Regions from separate parts of the Homo sapiens genome. Here region 2 is linked to region 1. Evidence: chromatin contacts called from ENCODE Hi-C or POLR2A ChIA-PET data. All regions are on one chromosome and are shown on one strand. The core of a region is the stretch at or near the end of the contact, and the rest is flanking DNA. Distances in the headings are between cores, read along the strand shown.

What was found. Hi-C counts contacts between places; a loop is a spot of excess contacts on that map. ChIA-PET counts read pairs that join two places held with the same protein, here RNA polymerase II (POLR2A). Pooled maps may share reads with other maps.
Region 2: a map of endothelial cell of umbilical vein shows a loop between it and region 1 (6-fold over the local background). The contact joins two enhancer-like sites. A Hi-C loop is called at or near these places in 1 of 168 maps with a recorded cell type or tissue (endothelial cell of umbilical vein) and 1 of 50 pooled maps. POLR2A ChIA-PET finds 5 or more read pairs at or near these places in 4 of 52 experiments (H1, Panc1, T-cell and 1 more).

Annotation. Positions count from the first base shown.
Region 1 is chr4:55,077,117-55,081,850 of GRCh38, reverse strand. KDR (kinase insert domain receptor) reads left to right here. Exons shown (of 30, transcript NM_002253.4): 30 at 1,688-3,370. The coding sequence ends at 1,910. Among named protein-coding and RNA genes, the nearest start is that of KDR, 46 kb to the left of the region's middle. Within about 2 kb of position 1,979, at least 6 of the 41 ENCODE cell types and tissues checked have a DNase peak (open chromatin) inside an H3K27ac peak, as active enhancers do; they include endothelial cell of umbilical vein, where a contact is called at or near this core.
Region 2 is chr4:55,170,356-55,175,089 of GRCh38, reverse strand. No RefSeq gene overlaps it. Among named protein-coding and RNA genes, the nearest start is that of KDR, 47 kb to the right of the region's middle. RefSeq lists an enhancer at 4,530-4,734. Within about 2 kb of position 2,250, at least 4 of the 41 ENCODE cell types and tissues checked have a DNase peak (open chromatin) inside an H3K27ac peak, as active enhancers do; they include endothelial cell of umbilical vein, where a contact is called at or near this core.

The DNA of each region.
Region 1 (4,734 bases), core at 730-3,229:
TTGGAGAAATTAGCATCAATTTAACAAATAAAGAATGGAAACTAACCACACAATAAAATTAAGTGATAAATCTAAAAATAATCTGAAATAAATTAGAGAATTTGGTCAATTTTTATGAGAATTCATGAATACTAGGGAATTTCTGTGTATATTTACTGTGGTCAGTAATGGCTAAATGAAAAAGGTGATTGGATGTGATCCGTAAAGCTGTCAATATGATTACAATCTTTGTGGACTCTGAAGAATTTTTAAGTCTGTATACAAATGGGTGCATCTGTGCTTAAGAAGTATGATATATAAATAAGCCAATATCTATTTGTTTGAGACATTTAAATATTATTGTCTGAATTCGAAGTATTTCATTGTGAGAAAAGTATTAAAATTAGTTTTAAATATAATCTCCCTTCTATGGCTCAGTAGGAATTTGTAGGTGTCTTGAATACGTGTACGTTCTCTTAACATAACAAATCAATGAAAATCTATATTTATAAGAATAATAGAATAAGTGTAGTTATGTATTTGCTGGAGTTTATTTGCTAGAGTATTCTTACCTAAAGGTAAGAATAGAGGAGGTTTTGATCTGCTTATAATCTTTTATATAAAATGGGAATACTCATGGGTTTTTGAATAATGCTCATACCAAAAAGAAAACAAACAAAAAAAACCCCAACATATTAAAAGGTGCCATTGTGCTATTTTATTGTTTTCTTTAAGGCCCAAGGTAAGAAATTGTGAAAGTCAATGATATGTTTCATTCATTGATTCAAAAAATGTTTATTCGGCAAGTATCATGTGCAGAGCACCATGCCATTGCTTGAGACACCTACATTAGTTTTGTTGGGGTTGAATTGAAAGAAAAAATTGTATTTCTCATTATTTGAAGTAACTTTTAAACTATGTATAAACACGAGTTACTAAAATTCCCTTTTGCAGTTTTAACATGAAGAAGTTGGGGAAAACACCTATTACCGGGAAAAAACACCTTAGAATGGCTTGTGAAAGTGTAAATCCTGAAGTTTTAGATCAACACAGCCTGCATTTCTAGGCTTTGACATGATTACCGTCTGTCAGGATTCCATGCCATTGAAAACATTTTCTAGTTGCTGCTGAGTGACAGGGGTTCTCAGTCCTTCCAAGGAATGTGGTTTTGATGAGTAAAAAGCAGCGTTTGATATGTCTGGCTTGACTGCACACATGCTTCAAGTTATTAAAGTTTAAAGTTGCTCAAGAGCTTTATTACAACCATACACATGCCCCGTAATTCCCAAATTGCCACAATAGGAAAAGCACAAGTGAAATTTAAGAACATCCCAATTTCCTTGAATATCATGCAAGTGGCCCTTTGGCGCCTGTCACTGTATACAAATTTGTCAATCTGCGAGGCCATAAACATGTTCCATCAGTTGGGGCCTTTGCATAACTCGAGAGAACTGCCTTTCATCTCATTTGAGGCTTGAAAGACTTGGACCTGAGTAAGAGGACTTATCTGCAACTACTAATTCATGCGAGTACCTGAAAATAGACCTTGTCCCTGTAAACCTGCTATGCTGATTAACAACTGGGAGAGATACGGGGCTGCGGTCTCCAGGGAGATGGCAGCCATATGGAGTTGGGAATGGGGTGAGGGTAAAAAGCAAAAGAATTGTCTTCTCTCTGCCAACTCCTTTGTTTGCCATTTCTTCTGCAGTGGAATGGTGCCCAGCAAAAGCAGGGAGTCTGTGGCATCTGAAGGCTCAAACCAGACAAGCGGCTACCAGTCCGGATATCACTCCGATGACACAGACACCACCGTGTACTCCAGTGAGGAAGCAGAACTTTTAAAGCTGATAGAGATTGGAGTGCAAACCGGTAGCACAGCCCAGATTCTCCAGCCTGACTCGGGGACCACACTGAGCTCTCCTCCTGTTTAAAAGGAAGCATCCACACCCCCAACTCCTGGACATCACATGAGAGGTGCTGCTCAGATTTTCAAGTGTTGTTCTTTCCACCAGCAGGAAGTAGCCGCATTTGATTTTCATTTCGACAACAGAAAAAGGACCTCGGACTGCAGGGAGCCAGTCTTCTAGGCATATCCTGGAAGAGGCTTGTGACCCAAGAATGTGTCTGTGTCTTCTCCCAGTGTTGACCTGATCCTCTTTTTCATTCATTTAAAAAGCATTTATCATGCCCCCTGCTGCGGGTCTCACCATGGGTTTAGAACAAAGACGTTCAAGAAATGGCCCCATCCTCAAAGAAGTAGCAGTACCTGGGGAGCTGACACTTCTGTAAAACTAGAAGATAAACCAGGCAATGTAAGTGTTCGAGGTGTTGAAGATGGGAAGGATTTGCAGGGCTGAGTCTATCCAAGAGGCTTTGTTTAGGACGTGGGTCCCAAGCCAAGCCTTAAGTGTGGAATTCGGATTGATAGAAAGGAAGACTAACGTTACCTTGCTTTGGAGAGTACTGGAGCCTGCAAATGCATTGTGTTTGCTCTGGTGGAGGTGGGCATGGGGTCTGTTCTGAAATGTAAAGGGTTCAGACGGGGTTTCTGGTTTTAGAAGGTTGCGTGTTCTTCGAGTTGGGCTAAAGTAGAGTTCGTTGTGCTGTTTCTGACTCCTAATGAGAGTTCCTTCCAGACCGTTACGTGTCTCCTGGCCAAGCCCCAGGAAGGAAATGATGCAGCTCTGGCTCCTTGTCTCCCAGGCTGATCCTTTATTCAGAATACCACAAAGAAAGGACATTCAGCTCAAGGCTCCCTGCCGTGTTGAAGAGTTCTGACTGCACAAACCAGCTTCTGGTTTCTTCTGGAATGAATACCCTCATATCTGTCCTGATGTGATATGTCTGAGACTGAATGCGGGAGGTTCAATGTGAAGCTGTGTGTGGTGTCAAAGTTTCAGGAAGGATTTTACCCTTTTGTTCTTCCCCCTGTCCCCAACCCACTCTCACCCCGCAACCCATCAGTATTTTAGTTATTTGGCCTCTACTCCAGTAAACCTGATTGGGTTTGTTCACTCTCTGAATGATTATTAGCCAGACTTCAAAATTATTTTATAGCCCAAATTATAACATCTATTGTATTATTTAGACTTTTAACATATAGAGCTATTTCTACTGATTTTTGCCCTTGTTCTGTCCTTTTTTTCAAAAAAGAAAATGTGTTTTTTGTTTGGTACCATAGTGTGAAATGCTGGGAACAATGACTATAAGACATGCTATGGCACATATATTTATAGTCTGTTTATGTAGAAACAAATGTAATATATTAAAGCCTTATATATAATGAACTTTGTACTATTCACATTTTGTATCAGTATTATGTAGCATAACAAAGGTCATAATGCTTTCAGCAATTGATGTCATTTTATTAAAGAACATTGAAAAACTTGAAGGAATCCCTTTGCAAGGTTGCATTACTGTACCCATCATTTCTAAAATGGAAGAGGGGGTGGCTGGGCACAGTGGCCGACACCTAAAAACCCAGCACTTTGGGGGGCCAAGGTGGGAGGATCGCTTGAGCCCAGGAGTTCAAGACCAGTCTGGCCAACATGGTCAGATTCCATCTCAAAGAAAAAAGGTAAAAATAAAATAAAATGGAGAAGAAGGAATCAGACATAATTTCCATGTGGTTGTTTTACATTTTTACTGGTTTTCTTACTCTTCTTATAAGGGATATTTTCATAAACTGATTATATATTTTACAAACCAATAAATGTATTTGTAGTACAAAGTATGAGGGTATAATATCACCACAACTATTTTGAGGATAAGTATGTCTGGTTTAAAGTTTAACTGCTTCTTCCCTCTTCTTCTTCATTACAAAGAATTCACACACACACACACACACACACACACACACACACACACGCCACGCATACACCCCCCAACACCCACACCTCCTCCCAGCCCCCCCACACCCACACATCCAACCCCCCATACTCACACTCACACCCCCTCACAGTCACACCCACCCCCACACACCTACACACCCACCAGCACACACATACCCACACACAGATCCACCCACACACCCACACCCACCCACATACACACACCCCCCCACATGCACACCCCCACACACACCCACCCCCCACACACCCATCCACACACCCACACATCCAACACCCCCGCACTCACCCACACCCCACACACACCCACACACAACCCACCCCCCACAGTCACAACCCCCCTCACATTCCCCCATACACGTCCTACACACCCACCACACACCACCCCCACACATCCACACTCCCACACACATCCCTCCACACACACCCCCCAACACTTTTTCATATTATATTCTAAGCACTTTAGAGATGTTAAAACAGAGATATGTGATTCCTTGGCCCTCCAGTGAACTCCATATCTGTTAGAATAGCCAATCATGAAACTCAGGGGGTGAAAGACCCTGAGACAAGTGATCAGACCCATGGCAGTGCAGGGAGGCATGGACCAGATTTACAGTCTCTAATAATATTCTACTCTATACTTACAGAGTCAGAACATAAGATCCATTATTGCCATTTTGAATGATTACCATCACCCAAATTCAGTAGGTGGAGTTATTTAATAAATTATTGGCCCAAATAAGTGACCTTATTTTTTGTGATTTTTTAATACAAGATTTTGAAATGTTTATCTAGTCAAATATGCCTCTCCCTATTTTTAAAAAATGGCTCCTAGGTTTTAAAAAATTTTATTAGAGAAGGTCTTTCCAATTCTAAACCCCCAATTCTAAATTTTCTTCTTTTATTG
Region 2 (4,734 bases), core at 1,001-3,500, 93 kb before region 1:
AAAAAACTTCATTTATAGAAGCAGCTCTTGTTGCTGGACCTTCAGATTGTTTCCAACTTTTCCGTCCAAATTTTTACACGATACTATAATAAATAAACTTGTCTTTTTCACACTTAAGGAGTTGGAAAAACTGGGTCAAAGAATATTTATGGCTGGGTGTGGGGGCTTATGCCTATAATCCCAGCACTTTGGGAGGCCAAGGTGGGTGGATCATGAGGTCAGGAGCTGGAGACCATCCTGGCCAACATGGTGAAACCCCGGCTCTACTAAAAATGCAAAAATCAGCTGGCCGTGGTGGCTCGTGCCTGTAATCCCAGCTACTCAGGAGGCTGAGGTAGGAGAATCGCTTGGACCAGGGAATTGGAGGTTGCAGTGAGCCGATATTGCACCACTGCACTCCAGCCTGGCCACAGAGCGAGATTCCATTTAAAAAAAAAATTATTTACATGGTTAACCTTGAGAAATGTAATCCAGTTTCTCTCCTTAGAGGATGTGACAATTTACACACCCATAAGCAATGTATGAGTGTTCTCATTTCCCTTCCATTTTCTAACACAGTATATTCTCAAACATTTTTATCTTTGCCCATCTGACAACTGGTAAATTATGATATATAGTTAATCTAGACTACCTGGTCATATATCTTTGTTTAACACATATCTGAGGCTGGGTGTGGTGGCTCACGCCTGTAATTCCAGCACTTTGGGAGGCTGAGGTGGGTGGATCACTTGAGGTCGAGAGATTGAGTCCAGTCTGGCCAACATGGTGAAACCCTGTCTCTACTAAAAATACAAAAATTAGATGGGCGGGTGGCAGGTGCCTGTAATCACAGCTACTTGGGAGGCTAAGGCAGGAGAATCACTTGAACCCAGGAGGGGAGGTTGCAGTGAGCTGAGATTGCGCCACTGCACCCCAGTGTGGGCAACAGAGTAAGACTCCATCACACACACACACACACACACACACACACACACACACACACACACACAAAATAACCACACACACAAAAAAGAAAAACCATATCTGAGAATAACAATGATTAATTATGGTTTCCAAAGTGTTTTCATGTTTCCTCTTTTAATTTTTACAATAACCCAGTCATAATAAGCATTTTACCAAAAGCCAACCAAAACTGAGGTAAAGAAGAGAAATATATCTTTGTGTGTGGTAAATATACACATAAATTCATTTAATTCTCAACACAATATGGAAGCAGATTTTGTAGGCTTTGTTACTGCCGTTTTATAGATGAGGACACTGAACTTCAGAACAGTTAAGTGACTCATCAGAAATCACACAGCTAGCAAATAGAGGGGTGAGTTATACAACTTTGCTGTTAGATAAAGCATGAGTTAACTGTGGCTCAGCTGTTGTACTAGCTGTGTGAACTTGGATGAGTTCATTCATATGTAATATTGACATGTAATATGTGGAGAATAAAGGTACCTACCCCATGGGAAGGTGTCAAAATTAATCAGGATATTGTATATAAATACTTAGCACAGTGCCTGGCACAAAGGAAGCTCTTAAATATGTATGTGTGTGTGGTGTGTATGTATGTATGTATGTGCATGTGTATGTATGTGTGTGCATGTATATACACACCTGTATGTGTATTGTACATGTGTGTGCCAGTCAAAACCCAGGTTTTTTATTTCCTGAGCTCCCTCCCTGTCATTTTCTCCCTTCTAGCGACTCAGTCTCTTCTGGGCAGCAAAACTCATTTTGATCAGTTCTTTTCTTTGTGTGAGTTGAGGAAGGGCTGGAGCAGAGAGGAGACATTTCCATGTCTTCATTGCCTGCCACTTCCTCCCCAGCTTAGGAAGATGCTCGCCCTCTCTGTCCCTGATCTTTTTCTTCATCAGATGGGTCATTGGTGTAAAGTCAATAATGTGGGTACTATTAGAAATTTCTTTGAGGTCTTGGAGAAAAACAAGTTTAAGCTGCATGCACGTGTGATTGAAAACAAGGCAGTGTTCATACTGGGGCTCATGTAGAAACTACCTGTGACTCAGGGACACTGCTGATCAGGTCAGGCAGGTCATGGTGTATTTAAATGGCCCCCAAATCAAGTAAATGATGACAATATAATAAACTACAACTGTGAAGTAGAGAAGAACCTTTGTGTGATTTTAGAACAGTTTTGATTCTCTTTTGAAAAAAATGACAGGAAGTAAGCGATCAGGAAATGCAGGAACAATAGCCTTTTCCTGGAAGTGTGGCTCTGAAGAGATGACTAAATGTTCAGACATGCTGGGCTGAATAGGCAGGGGCCAAGACCAGGGGCCGCAGCAGGGAGAAGGAGCCAGGATTACTTATGAGAGTGGACAAAGCCAATAGGTTAGGTTACATGTATTATTTATTACTCTCTATCTGGTGAAAATAAAAGAGAGATCATGGCAAGGTTACATTAGACCTGGAGATTATCAAGTCATTAATTGGCAAAAACTGCTACCTGACTTGAAGCCTTTAAAAAGTTTGTAGTATCAGGCAGGAACAGCCAAGAGGAGTTGCCTTCATTTCCTTTGATAAAGGGAACATCCTAGGGGTTTTTGAAAGCTTAAAAATGGCAGCACTACCACCAGACAGTGACCACTTGTTGACCTGTTGGTCCCCGTTTTATTAATCCACTGAATGCTGTGTTTGTGTTTTGAAAGGCTTTGTACGCCAAAGCACAATTATTAAGCCAAGAGTTGTTTTCTTTCTTTAAAAATTATTAATCATAATTTGTAGAAAAATAAAACTACTCTTCTGAATGTCTTATCAGCCTGAGGTACTCAAGGTTACCACACTGAATTGATGTAATTCTAGCTACAAGTGGAACACAAGTTGTCTTAGCTCTTCTAAGCAGCCTTATTACCAGCAAACCCATCATTTCTCCTAGGCTTTGTGGAATGTTGAAAAGTCCTTCTGCAGCACCAGTAATGTCTCTCCAGACTCTTCAGGGGACTTGGAGCCTCAACATCTGTTTTGTAGGGGGCCCTAGGAAAGAAGGAAGTCCCTTTCCAATACAGTGTCAGATTCAAGTAAAATTAATGTTTTAATTTATTTGAAAATCACTTAAAGATGAGAAGAAAAAGATTCATAACTCTAGCCACTTAGACAAATATGAGAAGAGTGCCTCTGTTGGTCCCTCTCATGCCACGCTGCAGAGGTAACTGCTATTAAAAAAAAAAAAGGTGTGTATTATTCTCATTTCTTTTTTTTTTTTTTTTTTTTTTTGAGATGGAGTCTCGCTTTGTCACCCAGCCTGGAAGGCAATGGCATGATCTCGGCTCACTGCAACCTCCGCCTCCCGGGTTCAAGCGATTCTCCTGCCTCAGCCTCCTGAGTATCTGGGATTACAGGTGCGCACCTTCACGCCTGTCTAATTTTTGTATTTCTAGTAGAGATGGGGTTTCACCATGTTGGTCAGGCTGGTCTCGAACTCCTGACCTTGTGATCCACCCGCCTTGGCCTCCCAAAGTGCTGGGATTATAGGCGTGAGCCACCGTGCCCGACCCCCATTTCTTTCCTTAGCTGTGCAATTATATTTACATCTACTTTATTCAAATGGGATGAAATTTGCTGTTTTTTTTTTTTCTTGAGACAGGGTCTCACTCCATCACCCATGCTGGAGTATAGTGGCGTGATCTCTGCTCACTGCAACCTTCACCTCCTGGGCTCAAGTGATCCTCCCACTTCAGCCTCCCGAATAGCTGGGACCACAGGCTGGGTGCCACCATGTCCGGCTAATTCTTTTGTATTTTTTATAGAGACAGGGTTTCACCATGTTTCCCATGCTGGTCTTAAATTCCTGAGCTCAATCGATACATCCTCCTTGGCCTTCCAAAGTGCTAGGATTACAGGTATAAGCCACTGCACCTGGCCCCCAGTTTTTCCTTTTTATTTTTATTTATTTATTTATTTTTTGAGACAGAGTCTCGCTCAGTTGCCCAGGCTGGAGTGCAGTGGTGTGATCTCATCTCACTGCACTGAGGTCACTGCACCTCGGCTCACTGCACCTCGGCTCACCGCACCACCTCCCAGGTTCACGCCATTCTCCTGCCTCAGCCTCCTGCATAGCTGGGACTACAGGCACCTGCCACCACGCCCGGCTAATTTTTTTTTTTTTTTGTATTTTTAGTAGAGACAGGGTTTCACTGTGTTAGCCAGGATGATCTCGATCCCCTGACCTTGTGATCCACCTGCCTCAGCCTCCCAAAGTGCTGGGATTACAGGCATGAGCCAGTGCGCCTGGCCAGTTTTTCCTTTTTAAAAATAGTTATAATGAGATATACGCAAATGTGAAATGGTACAGCCACTTTGGAAAACATTAGCAGTTTACTATAAAATTAAACAGACACTTAACATATGACCCACCAATCCCACTTCTAGCTGTTTATCCCAAAGAAATGAAAACATGCCCACACAAAAGCCATGTACGTGAATATTCAGAGCAAAAAAATGAAAACAACTCGAATGTTTATGAACTCATGAATGGAAAAACAAATTGTGGTATATTCATGTGATGTCGTACTACTCAGCAATTAAAAGGAACAAAGCATAAATACACATAATGACATCGATGACTCAAAAGCTGTGTGCAGTGGCTGGGTGTGGTGGCACTCACCTATATTCCCAGCTACTCAGGAGGCTGAGGCACGAGAATCATTTGAACCCAGGAGGAAGAGGTTGCAGTGAGCCAAGATCGTGCCATTGTACTCCAGCTTGAGCAACACAGTGAGACTGTAT